Regions from separate parts of the Homo sapiens genome. Here region 1 is linked to region 2. Evidence: read pairs that join two places in POLR2A ChIA-PET (ENCODE). Cell type or tissue: MCF 10A. All regions are shown on one strand. Each heading gives the region's core, and the rest is flanking DNA. Links, peaks and the distances in the headings are about the cores only. Region 1 overlaps FMN1 (formin 1). Region 2 overlaps LOC105370759 (a long non-coding RNA gene).

The links. ChIA-PET counts read pairs that join two places held together with the same protein. Peaks named below come from ENCODE experiments on the same cell type or tissue, not always from the same donor. Only the 100,000 strongest peaks of a DNase experiment are listed, where the experiment ranks them.
Region 1: POLR2A ChIA-PET joins it to region 2 with 16 read pairs; 3 of 35 experiments call an interaction of 5 or more read pairs at or near these places.

The regions. Positions count from the first base shown.
Region 1 is chr15:33,143,992-33,154,206 of GRCh38, forward strand. FMN1 (formin 1) reads right to left here. Exons shown (of 21, transcript NM_001277313.2): 4 at 9,057-10,215. Among named protein-coding and RNA genes, the nearest start is that of FMN1, 46 kb to the right of the region's middle. RefSeq lists an enhancer at 1,329-2,528. In MCF 10A, for the core only: no CTCF peak of the experiment used is centred there; DNase peaks (open chromatin) are centred at 6,140 and 8,720.
Region 2 is chr15:33,197,045-33,207,259 of GRCh38, forward strand. LOC105370759 (a long non-coding RNA gene) reads left to right here. Exons shown (of 3, transcript XR_932090.3): 2 at 2,198-2,338; 3 at 7,138-7,504. Among named protein-coding and RNA genes, the nearest start is that of FMN1, 7.4 kb to the left of the region's middle. RefSeq lists an enhancer at 4,700-5,019. In MCF 10A, for the core only: a CTCF peak has its summit at 5,072; a DNase peak (open chromatin) is centred at 5,007.

The DNA of each region.
Region 1 (10,215 bases), core at 2,161-10,160, 52 kb before region 2:
AAATCAGTAGGGACAAAATTACTATTAGATGCAGAAATTGAGAACACTTTGAAGAGAGAAAATGTGACTTCACGTGATTCAGAAATGATTGGGAGGAAGAAAGGGGACCTTTGTTTTTCTTTTCTTTTGCTCTTTCATCCTTTAAGATTTCACACTGAAATGACATTAGTAGTCAGACATACCATTCCAATTCCTTTCTGACTTGATTTAATTTAGAAAATTTTAAAACCCTGATTTAATTCAAAGGCTACCGAGTGAGCCAGTTTGAAGCTAGACACTGTGGGGAGTACCTCAGAGGTATCCTATACGATCTCTGCCCTCAAGTTTTTTTATTAATGCAAATTAGGTAGAAATCCAATATTAGGCCGGGCATGGTGGCTCACTCCTGTAATCCCAGCACTTTGGGAGGCCGAGGTGGGCGGATCATGAGGTCAGGAGATCAAGACCATCCTGGCTAACACGGTGAAACCCCCATCTCCAGTAAAAATACAAAAAATTAGCCGGGCGTGGTGGCAGGTGCCTGTAGTCCCAGGCTACTCGGGAGGCTGAGGCAGGAGAATGGCATGAACCCGGGAGGCGGAACTTGCAGTGAGCCGAGATTGCGCCACTGCACTCCAGCCTGGGCGACAGAGCTAGACTCCGTCTGAAAAAAAAAAAAAAAAAAAGAGAAATCCAATATTAACCTACACAAAACAATAAAATATCGATAAAGATGCTATATAAGTAAGTGCCTTAAAAAACAAGCAGCAAATGTAGCAGCTTTAATCAAGAACAAATCAGCAAATCCACATCGAATAAACAACTCATTGTGAGCTATTCTTTGTAGCATCATTTCATCATTGGAAAATACCAAAAGGAGTGGGATTTTAAAATCCTTTCTGCCCCTATGAACCAGCAATGATGTGTAATTATAATAAAGCTAATTTTAAAAAGTGCTTTATGAACTATTTTCATTGATATTATTTCATTTGATTCTCAAAAAACCGCTATGAAATTTGACATAATTCCTTCCAGCAACTGCAATCAGGGGAGTAATAACAAGCTAAAAAATCGGTATTTCACTGACTCTACCGATTTTGGTGCTTCCCTCTCCCCCACACCAATTTCCCCTGAATCATTCTAGAAATCATGTGTGCTCGTGGATGTAATCCTTCCTCCTCATCACTGCTTTCATCTCTTGCTTCGGCTGCACAAGGTGCCTCTTGATGCTTCCAAAATGGGCACCAGGGCTGCTGTAGTCAAAGGTGCCAGATGTGTTGCCCAAGGCACAACTGCCTACCTCTCCCGCTTCTCCTTGGGATAAGACAAAATCTCATTCATTCTACCATCAATAAAACCACACTGGATAAAATCTAGTTCATTATGCCCTTTCACACCGTGCTTCCATAGCACCTCCAATAGGGACACTGCTTCCCCAAGTCTGTACATCCTGTTATGCAGAATTTGCTTTCAATGTCCTAAAGAAATTTTAGTAACATTACTCTTTAAATTTTCACACTGCTTTTTTTATGGCAGTCCTCTCTCCCTATCTCCAGGCATGAATCCATGGGGCTGGCGCAACAGAAAATCTGGAGAACATACGTCATGCTATTTTCAGTGTTGTCCCTCCCCGTGGTAGCCGCTACCCTCGGATGTGGCTCAAATTCTTGCTTTCCTTAAGATGAGCTTTGTCCTGTGATGATCATCCCAGCCCTCAAGCAGAAGACTCTGGACGGGCATGACTGTCAAATTATCCAGACATGCCCAGACAAGTCTGAATCCTAGGGAGAACATAGCTGAGGCCCAAGCTGCACACCTTATTTACTCTCCACAATTCCTCTGGGCTCACCTGGAAACCAACAGCTTTACTCAGTCACAGGAGCACTTCTGAGTTCTCCCTCTAAACACAAAACTGAAACTAAAGACTTGAACGTTTTAGAAAAAATACGTGAAATCTGAATGAACTGATTTGTGACTTTATTGTGAATAAAACCGTATTACCATGAATTTTTTTTTTTTTTTTGAAATGGAGTCTCTCTTTGTCACCCAGGCTGGAGTTCAGTGGTGCAATCTCGGCTCACTGTAACATACTTCTCCCGGGATCAAGAGATTCTCGGGCTTCAGCCTCCCGAGTAACTGGGACTATACCATGAATTACTAATACAAAAATCTGAATCTCAGCGTTTGAAGTCCTCACTCACTTGCTTAGCGTGAAACCCAGTCCTCAAGAGAGGAAGTCCCTACCTCTCTTGAACAGCTCTTCAATACTGCAAAACTGTTGGGCTTCTGATGATAAAGTTCTTTCATTTCTTTTTGCCAAAGCTCCTTCTTCCTCAAGTGTAGGGGCCCTCCCAGGAGGATGAGGAAATGTTTGTCCAAGACATTCTGGCCCAGAAGTGTTCTCTCTTGGTACTTTTCCTTCAGTAGTTTGTTGTTCCTCCCTATTATCCAACATCGTTCCAGGACCCCTCAAATCCGTCTGTATCCCATACATCTCTGAATTCCAATTCTGACCTGATTTCAAGTTCTTTCCTATAAGGCTCTGAGCCTTGTTTCAATGTACTGGAACAATCCATGACTGTGAAAAAAAAATTCCTAGAACCTTCTATGAGAGGGAAGAAACTCCAGAACATGCCATGATAGGAGGCTGAGCTGCCGGGGCACACAGAGGAACTCCAAGGGGATGGTATGACCTAATATCACAGCCCAGGGGCCACAAAGATACATTAGATATGGTCTGATTCCAATTTCAAAATTATCTAACAGAAGTCACTATCCCTGTAAGTGATCAGAAAGCAAATACAGTGAGATCGGCACCACAGTCATTTATCTGCTCACAGCTATCAAGAGGAAGGGGGTGGGGCCGCAGTGGTATCTGCTGTTTTCAAAAAGTGCTTTCTCAGGATTCCCTAAGAAATAAAACAAAACAGGCCGTGGCTCACCCCTGTAATCCCAGAACTTTGGAAGGTCGAGGCGGGCAGATCACGAGGTCAGGAGTTCAAGACGAGCCTGGCCAACGTGGTGAAATCCCATCCCTACTAAAAATACAAAAACTAGCCAGATGCACACCTGTAATCCCAGCTAGCTGGGAGGCTGAGGAAGGAGAATTCCTTGAACCTGGGAGGCGGAGGTTGCAGTGAGCCAAGATCACGCCACTGTACTCTAGCCTGGGAAACAAGAGCGAGACTCCGTCTCAAAAAAAAAAAAAAAAAGAAATAAAACAAAACATACGCTTTCAATATTCAGTACTCTGCTTTATCAGTTTGATATAATACTTGTAATCCAATTACAACCCGAAAAGGTTGTCTTTTTCTCATGTCCCAACCAATAATGACATGAGGCAGAGTGTTGAGTTAACAAATATATCCAATGAATTATTCTCTAAAATTTAATATCTATTTATTTTAAAAATAGTTTTCTCTTTTACATTTATCAGTGGCTGTTACTTTTAATCATGGTGTTATTCTGCTATTTCTACACATCTTTGGAATTATTTCGGAAGGCTGTGCATATAGCCAAAGGCCACAGACTGCCACCCTTGCTTTATATCTTGTACTCTGAATCCAAAAATAGAGACAAGTGAAAAGCAATCCAGTGGAAGGTGTTATCCTCAAAGCATAATTCAATCTTAATCTGGGGAAAAATGCACAGGCATAGAGCTGGCTTGAGATTTTAAAACATCAGATTCTGGCCATGGTCCTGGCCTTTAAATCACATTCCCCTTTAAAAAGCAAAACAAATGAGAAAAATACTCATTTATTTTATACAGAAACTGACCTTAAAATACAAATTGTTCATTAGTAGAACATTTATTTCGTATTTCACATGCCAATGAGCTATTCTTATTTGAGATCATTGGAAAAGGCACTCTTTAAAATTCTCTTTATGCTTTACACAAAAAGCAAGCAGGCACAATGGGATCTCAAACACTGTTAAATTTTAAGAGCTTTGTGTGTTGTTTTTTGAAAAAAAAAATATTGTTTCTGAATCCATGGACTAAAAATCATATTACCAGGACTTCTAATTCACTTTCTCTTTGTATGAACTTTTAACAATAAAAAGATGGTCAACCTAATCAAATTTAGAGGAGAAAGGTCACATGAGAAAGAAATAAAACACTGTAATAATCATTTAAGTATTAAGATTACCACTGTTCTATAACAAAACATATACCCATATACCACATAAACACACATTCTTCTTTCCCCTGTTGCTCATTTAAAATTCCATCCCATCTTTCACATCCATTCACTAATAAATCGGAGGGAAAAAACTGTAGCCACTACTTCCACTTCCTTATCACCTACCTTCAGCCTCTTATAATCTACTCATAGACGTCATTCTACCGAAGTAACTCCCTCAAAGAGGGTTAGAAGCAACAGTATTTTCCTGTTCTTTATGGCATAATTCATCCCCCTCATCCAGACTCCCATTGGCTCCTCCAGATCCACTCCCCATTTTTCTCAACCTGCTCTTGGCCCTGGAAGGCTGACCCCGTAGACCACAGCCCCTGGCTTGGCTCCTTTACACTCTGCTTTCTGGTTGGTTCAGTTAGAGGAGGTTTACAGGAAGTGGTCCAGAGGAGGGTGAGGCCAGGATATTTATCCCCACAGCTTCCTCTCCGCTGGGTGTCTCTACCAGAAACCACTGTTCCTGACAGAGGGTCCCCTCCATTAATCTCCCCTGTCTGGGCTCCAGTGACCACGCACGCCTTCCCTTGCGCCTTCAGCCTTGCAGGTATCTGTTTCCTCTCAGGACTGTGAGTAATCCAGGGGCCTCTCTGAATTGCTTTCTTCCGTTGGTTTCTGGATTATGCTCTATCCTCATCCTATCCCTACCTCCTGGACTAGTGCTTTTTGAGCATGGCTTTTACAGGTCTCTAACAACCTACATTTCCCCTTGTAACAATGATATATTCTCAATGCTAAAATTCTTGCCTCAAAGGACATGGGGAAAACATAGAAAAGTGTACTTTAGCTATAATTGTACTCCCCACCCCCGACCCCACACACAAGCACTCTAGGTGGTGAATTTGTTTTTTTCTTAAAAAATAAAAGTAGTTAAATCACTCTTGAAGAATCATAAAAGTAACATATTCACTACAACCAGAGAAACAATATAAAAATATGTAAAGAGAAATAAAATTAATGCCTTTCTCCAATTTTTCCGCATCTTTCTCTTTCACTTCATTCCCCACCTCCACTGCCTTGACCCTCAATAAGGAATGTTAACAGCCTGGCCAGTGTTCTTCCACACTCATCTCCATGATATTCGAACCTGTACCAAACATATATATTTATATATTGGGAGGGGTGATAGTTGTTTTACAAAACCTGAGAGCATTTTATGTATTATTTTATAACTCAAATAGATACAAATCTAGATCAGTACTCTGAACAGCCTCATAATATTACAGAGCATAAATGCACAATCATTTATTTAACCATTTCTCTAATGATGAACATTCAAATTTTTTCTAGCTATTTTTTGCCACTACAGACAATGCTGCAATAAACATCCTTATGCCTAATTTCTTATTGGTACATATATTTATGTAAGCTAAATTCCTAAAAGTGGGATTGCCAGGTCATAGTTACACAGAGTTTTAATTGGGATCCTATTACTTTCTCAAAAGTGCATAGCAACATACTTTATGTCAACTTAATTCCTGTATTTGTTTTATATGGGTAGAATATGGCTGATGCAATTTTTGAGTCCTATTTTCCCTCCATTAATTTTAGATAATTTTCTTTGTACTACATACTTTCTGTAGTAACCTTAAATGGCTGCATATGTCTATTAATGTCGTGACGCTTCTTTACAATTTTATTGGAATTGCATCAAACCTTAATATTAATATGGGAAGAGTTTATATTTACTTCCCATAATGTATATCCACAGAGACAATCAAAGCTTTGACAGTAGTATTAGGGGTTTACACATGTAAATAAAATTTATTTCATGTATGCCTCTTAACTCTTAATAAGTTGACATTAATTACATATTTTCATGGGCACAAGAATTGATCAAGAGATTCTCAGTTCTCAATATCAGGAAGAACTATGCCTGGAGCATATGCTTCCATCACCACATCAGTGACTTCAGTCAAAGGAAAACAACCACAGGATTACTCAAGAGCATACTAAAGATTGGGCATTTCCCAAGTATGGTGAGCCAAGCTCCCTGTGATTCTTCTGGCACTAAAAGGGTTTACTTTGAATCAAAGGTAAATGAAAGCAAGCAAAACAGAAAGGAATCCTAGCACCAAGCTCCAAGGACACTGCTTTGCAGGCTAGCACAACTAGAGTTCCTCAAGGTTTGGGGGAAGACCATACTCCACAAAGGCTTGGGAACATTCCACATCAGTCTCCACCCGCCAAATAAAATACTATAAAACCAATCTCCAGGTTGGTGGTGGGAGGAGGCAGGAGAAGAAAAACCTGACTACCAGTTCTTGTTAGTATATTCTCTATTTTATCACCACTATGTGGTGATAATGGAGATTCCCATGCATCATCCTTGAAATGAGAAGTTAAGAAATTACAAACCCAACAGAAGGTGCATCGCTGGCCTCTGTGACATCCTTATGCTACATCCTGCATGAATGGTAATGTCAGCTTTAACTGCTTAGTCTTGTAACAAGGATAAGCGGGTTTCACTGGTTCCTGGGAATTACTACTTGCCTCTAACATTGAAGAGTCTTCCAACTGGAAACAGATCTGATTACTTTTGCCAGACTTAATCTCTTTCTTAAGCAGTTAATGAGAGCTTTCAATAATCTTAATGACATCACTTCAATAAAAATACCTAGATGTTATTTCCACAGGAAATAAATGTCCACAGACCATAAACTTAATCTGGTTAATAGCTAACCTGGGAGAAAGGTGGGAGTTGGGTTCAGATAAAGGGACACTGTAGTGTGATGGTAAATGAATTATTCACCCCTCTTTCTGGACTGCTGGCAACTCTCTGAGCCCTCTTCTGGGTTTAGGTGGGAAGAGAAATGAAGTGAAAGACAAAGGTAGCTGGAAGCAGGAAACTTCTCCCTGTATGGGCTTCCCAGCTGCAGGGAGTCACTGAAGGGTTCAGAATATAAAGAGGACTCACAGCGACAGGAAAGGGAAAATCAAGAGAGAAAAGGGAACTAGACAGAGGATACAAATCAAAGGTACTATCTGGGGAACTCCCTCCCTCATGCCTTTCAAAGTAGGGCCAATAGGAGGTAATGGCTGGAGGCCCTATAGGAAGTCTCCACAGTAGAGAAGTTACCCATATCAAAAAAAGCTCTTACCCACTTCTACTCTCCTTCCCTTTTCCAGCTTCTTCTTTTATAAGGTTAGAAGCACAGGAGATGCTTACAGTTCTTATGACTGGTTCCTGAAAGTGCTGCTGAAGATCCCAATGGAAGGCTGAGGCCAAAGTAAAGGGAATGTTGAGTGATTGCACGGAGAGGCCAAAGGAACATGTGATCATCCATTCACCTTGTCACTCAGTGGGCTCACGGTCAGTCTCCAACAGAAACTGAATGTGCTCTGTGTGCCTGCCTTGATCCAGATACACTGGAGCTTTTATGATATTTTTCAAATAGAAAAAGGGCAAAATAATAAGATAATCCTACATTGAGGAAAAAGAGGATTTACTAAAGAGCAATGTATTTAATGCACAGTTTCTGCAGTTTTTGGAGTTAAGGCAGCTAAGATATTCTACACTCTTGCCTCCAGAAATCTCTCTCTTAATAATCTCAGAGAGTTTCCTTGTCAAGTGTTTCTAAGTCCTCAGCATCCGACAGGAGAAAGAATTTTCATCACTAGGGTTCTGCAATACATGATATAAAATCTACGATTCTGTGACTTTCCTGGTGAAGCATATTGGTTATGAAAGTAGAAAATCTTATCAAAACAAGATTTATTGCAAAAAACAAGATGAAAAGCATTTACCACATTTTTAAAGCTCTACCCCCTGGATCAATGATCTAGAGAGATTTATAAAATTTCACAAGTTCAAAATGACCAAAAAGCTTTGAAGCTCCTCTTCCCTAGATAGATATTTTTTATCTCAAAAATTGCACTTGATGTTTGCTCTAACCTGTAAGAGACTGTCTATCATATTAGGAGCTATTCCCTAGAAAAAGCATTGCCCACATGCTGTTAGAGGAGCTCTGAAAAAGAACACATAACCTGCACAATGGCATATAAAACCCTGAGATTCTGGCCACAACAGCCTAGAAAATGTAATGAATACCAGAGCAGTGCTTCTTTTACACAGTCTTTTTTGGTCCTATTGAATCCACAAAATTATTTTCATGTAACATTTTAAATCACATTAAGTATGTAAGTCAAATGAGCTCTTTAGCACCTTTTACATAAGAAATGATGCTATACCAGTAACAGTAACAACCCATAAGTAAAAGATACCTACGGAATAAAGTCAATTTGTGCTTATTTGGGAAATTTAAAAACTGTAAAAAAAGAAAACTTTGAACCAAGTTTCTTCAAATTAGACTGAATTCCTTCCTGTTCTGTTAAAACACAAAAGTTTTTGTCATAAAATAATAGCACTTATCGAGATGATTACTAAAAACAAACAAACAAAAACCTCTAACTACAGACATAAGTGAAGACACAGCGTACTTTTGCACTTCTGCTTAGAGAATCCCTAGAATGACTCCAGCAGCATGAATGGCAGAATTTAGGTCAAGAGGCCAATTACCCAGTGTTACCATCAAAGGCAGGGACAAGTTACCACTTCTCTCTGCCTGTTCCTGTTTTCCTTTGAGAGTCACTGTTACGCAACCACAGAAGTAACTTTAGAGGATGCCAAAAAAAAAAAAAAAGAAAGAAATAAAAGACATTCACAAAGTCCTGGAAGCAACTATACCTCTGAACCACTAGGTCAAAACCATCCTAATCATCTCCACACCCCGCTGTTCCACTCCCCGTTTTCTTGCTACAAAGTGAAGTAATAGGCCTAGGAATTTTGGTCCATTGTTAATCAGTCAGTTTCTAAGTAGCACAGGCAGACTGATAGTTCCCCAATCAGCCAAGAATAGATTCAAAGCATCTTAAACAGAGACTAACCTGGAGGTGACTGGTGCTGGGGCTCAGCTGTGGTCTTCCCTGGCCCCAAGCTCTTTTCCAAAGTTTCCCCAGGCACCAACCGAGGTTGGCCTGCTCTGAGGAAGGCCGGGCTGGCTCCTTTGGTCTCCGTGACCTTTGCAGAGGATGGTGGCTCCAAGGTGTCAGCAGAGACGCACCCAGAGAAGACACGGCTCTTTCTACAAGGAGAGTCATTAAGAGCAGCTTCCCTCTCACCAGGCAATGCAGGGAGCCGGAGGATCCTGTGATGCTGCTGAGGGCTGGGGAGCCTTGGAGACAGAGGCGAGGGAACAGGTGACGTCTGTTTGTGTGTGCTGGACTGCGAGGCTGAATTATTAAACACCTTGCCAAGAGCTGCCGGTGCTGGTGGGGATGGCTTCTTCTTATCACCTCTGGGTTGTGAGGAGTCAGGACCTACTTTGTGGGGCAGATCCAGAAACAAGGACTTGTGGCCACCAAGGGGCAACCCGGCTCTCCTCTTGTTTCTCGTTTCTGGGCGAGTGTGAGGGACACTCGTGTGGACAGGGAAGCCCAGTCTTTTCCCCTCAGGGGCTTCATCTAACTTCTCACTCTCTATCACCTTCAGGGGGACCTTGTTCACGGCCCCCTCGGCACTGGCCGACACACTAGAAATGGAGGCTGTTTCCCCGGCTGGCGACTGCGATGACCTATCCCCTTGCCGCTCCTTGCCCTGCCGCCTGGAGCCATGAGCCCCAGCCTCAGCTCCCGGGAGGGTGAGCAAGTCGGCTTTGGGTACAAACTCAGCGTGGGCTGCTGGGCGAATGGCAATCGTCTCCTTACCCTTAGAATGCGTTTTAACTACTCTTTGTACCTGGGAGGACAGGTCCTGAACTTTGGCCACCACTTTGGAGACAGGTTTCTGCTTGCAAGTCCGCTTAGCCGGCTTCTCCATCTCATCCTTTTCTGCCTCTGGATGCTTCTCAGGGTCCTGGTGACTTTCAGACAAACCTGTTTGCTGATGCTCCAGCCCGCTCGGCGGCCTCCGAATGCCATCCCCTCCTGCCTCTGTGGAGCTGCAGTCAGGGGGCAGCACTTCTCTTCCAAGCCCAGTGTCCTTGAAAGCCGTCTCAAAGCTCCCAAAGCCAAGGTCTGTGTCTGGCGTCTTGGGAATATCTGGGGG
Region 2 (10,215 bases), core at 883-8,882:
TGTTTTGTTTTGTTTTGTTTTGTTTTGTTTTGTTTTGTTTGAGACAATTTCACTCTGTCACCCAGGCTGGAGTACACTGGTGTAATCTCGGCTCACTACAACCTCTGTCTCTCAGGTTCAAGTGATTCTCCTGCCTCAGCCTCCTGAGTAGCTGGGACTACAGGCATACACTACCATGCCTGGCTATTTTTTGTGTTTTTAATAGAGATGGGGTTTCACCATGTCGTCCAGGCTGGTCTCGAACTCCTGACCTCAAGCAATCTGCCCGCCTCGGCCTCCCAAAGTGCTGGGATTACAGGCGTGAGCCACCATGCCCAGCTTGTTAGTGGAGTATTTATGTGATCCTTGCTTAATAAACAGTTACTGGCCGAGAGGATTGCATGGACCCAGGAGTTTGAGACCAGACTGGGCAACACAGTGAGACCCTATCTCTACAAAAAATAAATGTTAAAAAATTAGCTGGGTGTGGTGGTGCATGCCTGTAGTCCCAGGTACTCGAGAGGCCGAGGCAGGAGGATCACTTAAGCCCTCGCACTGCAGCCTGGGTGACAGAGCTAGATCCTGTCTCAAAATAAAAAATAAAAAATGAAAAAATAAACAGCTACTAAGTGCCTAATATATGTTATTGTACTAGACTCTAGGGATATCCAGTTCAATAAAGCCCATTTCCTAATGGAAATGCACAGCCTAGCTGAGAACACTCAATCTGGACCATACCTGAAGAGATCACTTTATCAACAAAATTACTAATCTTCACAACCACCCAGCAGGGTAGGTGTTATCACCACCTCAAGGCTGAGGAAACTCGGACTAGAGAGGATAGTGACTCACTTGAGGTTGCAAGTTTAAGAAAAAGTCTTGACCCCAAATCATTCTGACCTGGAGGCCCACATTTTCTTTCTTTCCTTTTTTTTTTTTTTTTTTTTGACGGAGTCTCTGTTGTCCAGGCTGGAGTGCAGTGGCGCAGTCTCGGCTCACTGCAACCTCCGCCTCCTGGGTTCAAGCGATTCTCCTGCCTCAGCCTCCTGAGTAGCTGGGATTACAGGTGCCCTACCCAGCTAATTTTTTGTGTTTTTAGTAGAGATGGGATTTCACCATGTTGGCCAGGCTGGTCTCAAACTCCTGACCCAGTGATCTGCCCGCCTCAGCCTCCCAAAGTGCTGGGATTACAGGCATGAGCCACCAAGCCCGGCCAAGGCCCACATTTTCACAATATACCATACTGCCTGCCTAAGAGAAAAAGCTGTCTCTGATAATCCTTACCGAAATGCATTCCTCTGTGGAACATGTGAAGTAGATGATACAATGCCTATGAATTCGAAATTACTAAATTTGGTCAATTTGCTTATCAAAGGGAACCAAGAAAACGGAAATAATGGTCCTTGCCTACCTGGGGCTTAAGGTACTATTTACACATTCTCGTTTGAAGTCCCCAGGGGTAAATAGGATTTCATGGGATTCCCCATTCATTCCTGTGTTATTATATACATATATTTTAATATATATAATACATATATAATTAATTTTAATGTATATTAATACATATAATTTTCATTCAGTGTTCCTGGCTCATAACTCCCGTAGCCATTGTTGGTGTTTTTTTATAATGCTGTGTGTGTTAGGCCTCAGGGCCAGGCCTCAGGAAACAGAATCTCTCTCCTGCCCTCTCCTTATCTGCCCCAAGGCAGGACTCTAATCTTCTCCACCTTTCTGATTGTGGGTCTTAAGAACCTCCCCACAGAGAATCCCACCCTATACACTGGGGGAAGGAATGGTGACATCATGAAGCTTCCATAAAAACCCAAGAGGATGGGTTTTGGAGAGCTGAACCTGTGGAGGCTGACAGGAAGGTGAAGAAGAACTCGCATGTGCTGGGCGGATGGCACCGCTCAACTCCTGGGGACAGAAGCTCCTACGCTTGGGACCCTTGCAGACCCACACCCTATATATTTCTTCATCTGGCTGTTTATTTGTATTCTTTAAAATATCCTTCTTAATAAACCGGTAAGTGTGTTTCTGAGTTCTGTGAGCTGCTCTAGCAAATTAATCAAACCCAGAGAGGGAGTCGTGGGAACCCCAGCTTGAAGCTGGTTGGTCAGAAGTTCCGGAGGAAACCCGACTTACAACTGGTGGGTCATGGAGAGGGTGGTCTTGTGGGACTGAGTCCTCAACCTGGGGACTCTGACTCTGTCTCCAGGTACATAGTGTCAGAACTGAATTGGAGGACACCCAGCTGGTGTATACTGCTTCATGTCGGGGAGAAAAACCCCCACACCTTTGGTCACAGAAGGCTTCTGTGTTGATGTTCGTTGTGATGATGTGAGAGCAGAGGAAAAAGGTGGGTTGAGAGAGTTTTTCCCAAAGCAATCCCTACGCTGTTTTCTTTGCCCCTTAGTTCATGTTTAGTAAAATTAGTTAGTGAAGATCACACCCAAGTATGGTGGGAAGACCAGCAGAATTGAGCTCACTTGCTTATTGGAAATGCAAAATCTCAGGTTCACCCCAGACGTCCTGAATTCAAACTGCATTTTAATAAACTACCCCTAAGCGATTCCTAGGCACTAAAGTTTGAGGGCTGTTTAACCTGGGAGAAATGCATTTAATAACTCCAGCAGCTTTCTGCCCAAAGAGGCTTGCTTCCGACCCTGGACTGCACAGGAGTGGAGAAGAGGCAGAAGAGACAGGAGCAGGAGGCGGGCAGAGGGGATGGGGACATCTGCAATACACATATTCACACATAGGAGCATTACCTCCAACAGCAAGAAGTATTACTGCCCACAGATTACTAACTGTAACTTCTCTCAAAAGATTAAACCATCCCTTTACTACCAGAAGAGGAGAAAGAGAGGCTTAAGCCAGGCTTTGCCCTAGATGTATCCTATAATATAGCTGAAGCTTCCCAGTCCTGCTGCTATGACCTACAGTCAATGAAAGCCCCAGAGGTCATAGTTCAACCAGTAAGTGCTTCCTTTTAAAGAACAAGATGTATAGGTCTTTCCAGCATTAAACTGCAAGTCAAATGCCACTTCCTCCGTGAAGCCTTCCCTCATTCCCTTTCAGTTCATTTCCAGTTCTGTGCTTCTGTAGCATGTTGTTTGTACTTCTCTTACCCCATTGCCCCCATAAAGGGCTGCAGACATATTTGCTTTCTACCCTGGATTCAAAGCAACTTGAAGGAAAGAATTGTCTGAGGTTTACCTTTTCATTCCCCCTAATACCTTGCATATAAGGAGTGATCTACTTTGTTTAGTTAAATCACTGTCCCTCCCTATGGTGGGTGGATGACTTCAGTGTGTGACCTAGAAAATCAGAAGAAGTGATCAAAAAAGAAGCAGAGAAACAAGATGCAGAGAAAGAATACATTCTGGCGGCTCCATTTGAAAGGACTCCAAGCTGGGGCGAAGAAAAGACATGAGATGTGGCAGGTGACATCATCTGTGGCTTTAGGGTTTCACCTTCCCATTATGTGACCAGTCAGAAGCAAGGAGTTTCTTTTACTTAAGAGCTGATGTCAAGGAAAGGGAATTTGTTAGAACTGGCGTGTGGATGTCAGAGAGACTAGCTAAAAGCCGGAGTGAAAATGGGATTCGATACCAGGAGTGAATAGTGGGAGGATAAAAGGGGCAGTGATATGAACAGCATTCCAGAGAGCAATCCCAGGGAAATGGACTTTGCCCCCTCACAGAGACAGACCTTGCTCTCACAGGAATGAGGGCATAACAAACACTTCTAGAAAGAGCTCAACATTTCAAAATCCCACCTACTAATTATGTGGCGCAACCCAAATCACCTTAACCAATCTAGACCTCAGTTTCTCCTTCTGTCACTGAAGGGGAATGATGAAGTTATCCCAAAGCACCAGTCACAGGACCACTGATGTTAATGTTCTTTGCTCTGAGCTAAATTTACACATGTAACATTCTCTAAAATAGATTTTGCATTTATTTCAACCCCAAGACAATCTATGAGAGGGAAGGGCCATCCGTGGAAAACGTTAAACATGAAACCAATGATTACATCCCTCTGAAATGTAGGACACAGGGAGTAAACCTAATCTCCAAGATGTTTCCACCCCATTTGCCCTGGGCTATGTAATCAGCTTTTCCTCTCAACGCCCGGATAAGTGCAACTTGCCGGCTGCCACATTTGTCCTAATATGGATGATATTCTATCGATGAATAGCTACTACTCACCCCCAAATTCCCTGAAAAATACTTAATGGCATCAAAATGGCGATCTCTGCAACAGATCCAGGGATCTCAGATACAGAAAAACAAGTGTTTGATGCTGCTACATTGTCACTCAACATGGGTTCATAACCTGGGGAAAGGTAGATCAGTCCGTGGAAAAGTCAGAACTTAAATAGCAATTAAAATCCTCATACCGCCAGAATAATACCTCTTCAGATTGAGGGACTCATTCTCTCTGATGCATCATCCATACTTATTTATTTCCCAGCTCATTCCAAAAAGGATTTGAAATGACAAATTATCTTTGAAACATTGCAACACGTAGGTGAACGTTGTGGAGGCTGATGAAATGTTTGCAGACTAACAGGATTTTTTTAACTTGCCTACAGAAGTCTTAAAAATATCTTAAATGCCACCTGAAGCACCATATGGAGAAATTACTCTCACTTAGCTACAACCATAATTGCCTTTATGCTGTCGTTTTGTACAAAGAAAGCAAGAACTTGAATCTGAAACTGAAACTTGAAATCACTCAGATTTTCTGAAAAGGCTTAGATTTGACTCAACAGGAAAAGTCATAATGATTATAGTTCTCTTGAATATTGGGGAGTAGAGAGGAGAAGAATGTGAGGGGTTCATGCCGAGAGATATATTCTCAGACACTGCAGCAGGACTTGTACTCAGTACAATGCTACTGACTTGTCACTAGCTGGCAAGACGGGCTTGGTGTGCCGCTTTGTCCACGGGTCATTTGCTGAGTCACAAAAGCCACCAGGCTGCATCCCTGAGGGCAGGAAACAAAGAACAGCAGGCTTCTGAGTCACCTGCTTTGTGAACAACCCAAAGGTAATGCTGAGGAAGAATCTCCCCAGAGGGGGCAGAATTTGAGACAGTGCAGCACAATCATGTTCCATAGCATGAACTAGCTGGAACCGTAGCAGTCAGAGGAATCCGAGCCAAAGGTAGCAGGCTCTGCAGAGAACAGCTGCAGCCTCCAACAGAAAGGAAAAGCTTTCCTTTCTTTTTTTTTTGAACATCTTTTTAAACAATTATACAAATTATACAAGTAAAATTTTAAACAATTCTACAAATTATACAAGTATCACATGAGCATTATAATTTGAAAAAATACTGGAAAGCACAAAGGAGAAAATAAAAATTGATTATTCATTTATGTAATCAGCAAGTATTTCTGGAGCCCCTTCTAATTATTACCAGGCCCTTTTCAAGGCACTGGGGATGGAGAGATAAGCACAAACCTGCTCTCTTTGAACTTATAGTCATGAAAGGAGGCAGATAATACAATCTCACAAAGGAGAGGATCACCATTTCCTCGGCTAAACACCACAGGGAAGGTAATGTGTCTCTAAAAGCAGATTATAAAGGAATCTAGTCTAGGCCCGGTGGCTCACGCCTGTAATTCCAGCACTTTGGGAGGCTGAGGCAGGTGGATCATCTTAGGTCAGGAGTTCGAGACTAGCCTGGCCAACATGGTGAAACCCTGCCTCTACTAAAAATACAAAAATTAGCCAGGCATGGTGGCGGGTGCCTGTAATGCCAGCTACTCAGGAGGCTGAGGCAGGGAGAATCGCTTGAACCCAGGATGCGGAGGGTGCAGTGAGCTGATATCGTGCCACTGCACTCCAGCCTGGGCAACAGAGCGAGACTCCGTCTCAAAAAATAAATAAAATTAAAATTAAAGGAATCTAGCCAGACTCAGGGGATCGGGAGAAGGGAGTAGCAGTCTGAGAAGGCTTCCTGAGGAGGTAACCCTAAACTGACATCTGAGGAATTAGTCAGAAGCGAGTTGAAGAGCCACCCAGGTAGAAAGACTATCATGCAGAAGCTCCCTGGAAGGAGGGAGCATGAGGTGTGTTGAAGAACTGAGAGAATCCAGTGTGAATAGACTAACAAGAGCTGGAAGGAAAGAAGACATAAGCCTGGAGAGGTAGACAGGAGCAGACCATCTTTAAAAGGCACTGTCAGCCTTCATCGATGTCCTTTGTACTTCAGATATTTTATTTATTTATTTTAAAGATAAGGTCTCACTCTGTCACCCAGGCTGGAGTGCAATGGTGCGATCACAGTTCACTCAAACTGAGCTCAAGTGATCCTCCTGTTTCAGCCTCCCATGTAGCTGGGAACTACCAGCTGCCACGCCCAACTAAGTTTTTAGTTTTTTGTTGAGACAGGGTCTCACTATGTTGTGCGGGCTGGTCTCAAACTCCTGGCCTGAAGTAAGCCTCCTGCCTTGGCCTCCCAAAGAGCTGGGATTACAGGTGTGAATCACTGTGTCTGGCCCCAGATATTTTACTTATGTGTATATATGAGCATATGTGTATGTGTATAAATGTGTATACATACCATATATGTATATATGTGTATACATGTCTGTATGTGCATGTATTATAGTTTAACATTGCCATCAAACTGCCAAATTTTCCTCTAGTATGTGCCAGTTTATACTCTTGCACTATATAAGAATGTCACTTTCACTTCACTTCCAGTAGCACTCATTATCTTTTTTTAAATTAAACACTTGCAGGTTTGTTTGTTTGTTTTGAGATGGAGTCTTGCTCTGTCACCCAGGCTGGAGTACAATGGGACAATCTTGGCTCACTGCAACCTCCAACTCCCGGGTTCAACTGATTCTCCTGCCTCAGCCTCCCAAGTGGCTGGGATTACAGGCGCCCACCACCATGCCTGGCTAATTTTTGTTATTTTTAGTAGAGACGGGGTTTCACCATGTTAGCCAGGCTGGTCTCAAACTCCTGACCTCAGGTGGTCAGCCCACCTCGGCCTCTCAAAGTGCTGGGATTACAGGCGTAAGCCCCTCCACCCAGCCCACATAAATTAAACATTTGATAAGCAAAAAGTGTATCATTTAAGTTTCCATTTAACAGTGAACAAATATTTATCACCCATTGTTTTCTCACTTGCTTCACAGAGAAAGCAGGAGTTTTCTTATCAGTGAAATAAGTACAATATTGCTCATGTGAGTGGAATAGTCCCACTGTTGGAAACATCTCTTGCAAAGGCTCAGCCTAGGTATGTAATGGTCCCTTATTACTCATCCCTAAATGAAGGCATTAAAATATGTGAGCAATTCATCAAATTAGTGTCAGCCATTAGCCTTAATTCAAATTAATGCATGAGATTCATTTCCTCCTGGCAAATCACATAGTACAGTGCTGAGGGAAAGAGAAAAGTCTGCTAAGACTGTTTGAGATGAGAGAAAAGGGTCAGATCTGGGCTTGACAGGAAATGGATCAATATGAAGGAGGTAATGAGTGGTGGGACCCAAACTAGGGACCTATGAGGAGGCTTCATGTCAAGGGAAAAGGGGCAACTATTGGGAAGGTGAGGCAGCAGAGAGGTGGACTGAGGTTTGACAGCCTCAACATTATGCCTAGCCAGAGCTCTGTACCTTTGCATGCATCAGGTGGAAAGACTCACTGGCCTCCCATCTATCCTTAAGTCCCTTATGCACAAATGGGTTTTTGATCACCAGAAATCAGGACTGTGATTGAGGGTGTGTGCAGGTTGCAAAGATTTATGCATAAGTCCTATGTGGTATAAATGACATCCCCTGGGACTGAAATCACACAAGAAGGCTGGCAAAAGCTGCATCTGTGAGGAGCATTGGGGAGGTGTGGAAGTGGGGCAGGGAGGTTTACCTATTTTCAGGCACTGGGACACCAGAATCTTCACAACAATGGTCAGAAGGGATTCAGCCCAGAGAACTTGCTGCAACACCACTGAAGTAGTTGTTTATTTAGCTTGAGAACTTGATGAAATGATGTCGAGAAAGACTGAAAGCACAAAGCACACCAGCATTGAGTTTGACATTCATTTTACTATCTAATCTGTATGCCACAAACCACACATACAGTATATTTCCTATGTAAATTTCCAGGTCCAGCTCACTAAAGAGGCGGGCAGAGCTATCACATGTTCTTTATTGTGGTCTTCGCAGAGGCCTCCCCTTTTGTCCTGCTCATGTTCTGTAGATGACCTTCTGTGGGTCTCAGTTCCATGTTGTAATGGCATATCCAAGTCCAGCTTCAGGGGCATGCAACCTGTGCAGTCACACGGGCCCCGAGCATAGAAGGGCTCCACACTTTGTTTAATGTTGCCATCTTGAAATTTTTTTTGAGCAAGGGGCCTCACGCTTTCATTTTATACCAGGACCCACAAATTTTGTAGTTGGTCGTAGTCCTATCTTGTTACCAAGGCTCTTGTTTCCAATATTAAAAAGTCCTAGAATATTCACAGTATAATTGTGTGGTAAGGAGAATATGTTTGAAACCAGGGTTTATGTCTTAACTTCTGCCACATCCTAACAGTGTAAGTTTTGAGATACAAGATCTCTCTAAACCTCAATTTCCTCACTTGTGCCTAACTCATAATTTGAATTTTCTTTTTTTAGAAAATATTCAGGCCGGTCAGACACAGTGGCTCATGCCTGTAATCGCAGCACTTTGGGAGGCTGAGGCAGGCAGATCATGAGGTCAGGAGTTCCAGACCAGCCTGGCCAACATGGTGAAACCCTGTCTCCACTAAAAATACAAAAAAATTAGCCGGGCATGGTGAAAGCTGCCTGTAATCCCAGCTACTTGGGAGGTTGAGGCGGGAGAATTGCTTGAACCTGGGAGGCAGAGGTTGCAGTGAGCCATGATCACGCCATTGCACTCCAGCCTGGGTGACAGAGCAAGACTCCATCTCAGAAAAAAAAAAAAGAAAAGAAAAGAAAAAAGAAAATATTCAGGCCAGGCATGGTGGCTCATGCCTGTAATCCCAGCATTTTGGGAGGCCAAGGGGAGTGGATCACCTGAGGTCAGGAGTCCGAGACCAGCCTGGCCAACATGGTGAAACCCCGTCTCTACTAAAAATACAAAAAGTTAGCCAGGCGTGGTGGCGGGCGCGTGTTATCCCAGCTACTCAGGAGGCTGAGCCAGGAGAATTGCTTGAACCCAGGAGGTGGAGATTGCAGTGAGCCGAGATTGCACCACTGCACTCCAGCCTGGACAACAAAAGCGAAACTCTGTGTCGAGAAAAAAAAAAAAATCAAAATGTGGCAAAGCACTTAGCATCTGCTTGGCACAATACGTGAAGAGACTATTAGCATATGATTATATAAATTTTACTTTTATTTTGTGCATTTATTGTGCTATTTAGTGGAGACTTTGCTCTCCTCCAACATGGTCAGTGAAATATTTGACACTAATTACCATGATAACAGTTCGTCTGATTGTGTGGCCCTTCAGACCCGCATCCCTCTCTATCTCCTTAATCTGCACACTGTTATCTGATCAGTGACTACTGAGTTCTTCCCCTTTGTGTTCCTTTCATTCAGTGTTCTGCATTGTTTTTGTGGCCATGAGAGGGCTTTTATTCTGCAACCTTAGACAGAAAGAATAACTCCCTGATTTGAATCTAGGCTAAAAATGGATTCTGAATTCTTTTTTTTTTCCAAGGTGGAGTCTCACTCTGTCACCCAGGTTGTTGTGCAGTGGCATGATCTCGGCTCACTGCAAGCTCCGCCTCCCAGGTTCAAGCGATTCTTCTGCCTCAGCCTCCTGAGTAGCTGGGACTACAGGCACGTACCACCACATCCAGCTAATATTTGTGTTTTCAGTAGAGACGGGGTTTCACCATATTGGCCAGGCTTGTCTCGAACTCCTGACCTCGTGATCCGCCCGCCTCGGCCTCCCAAAGTGCTGGGATTATAGGCGTGAGTCACCGCATCCAGCTGGATACTGAATTCTTAAGGCATTCTCACTGTTATCCACTTCACTGGCATCCCATGACAATTTTTATATAACACCATCAGGGATCAGTCCTATCCACAGCAGTGTTACTGGCTAACCAGTTCACACCCCACAATGTGTAAATCTGAACATCAGCTTCATTTAAAACATATACATGAGTGCGTGCATGCACACACAAATGCACAGATAAATGAAAATAGGTGTCAAAGGAGAACAAAAATTGACAGCCAGAACTGCTTCAGAAGTGTTCTGAT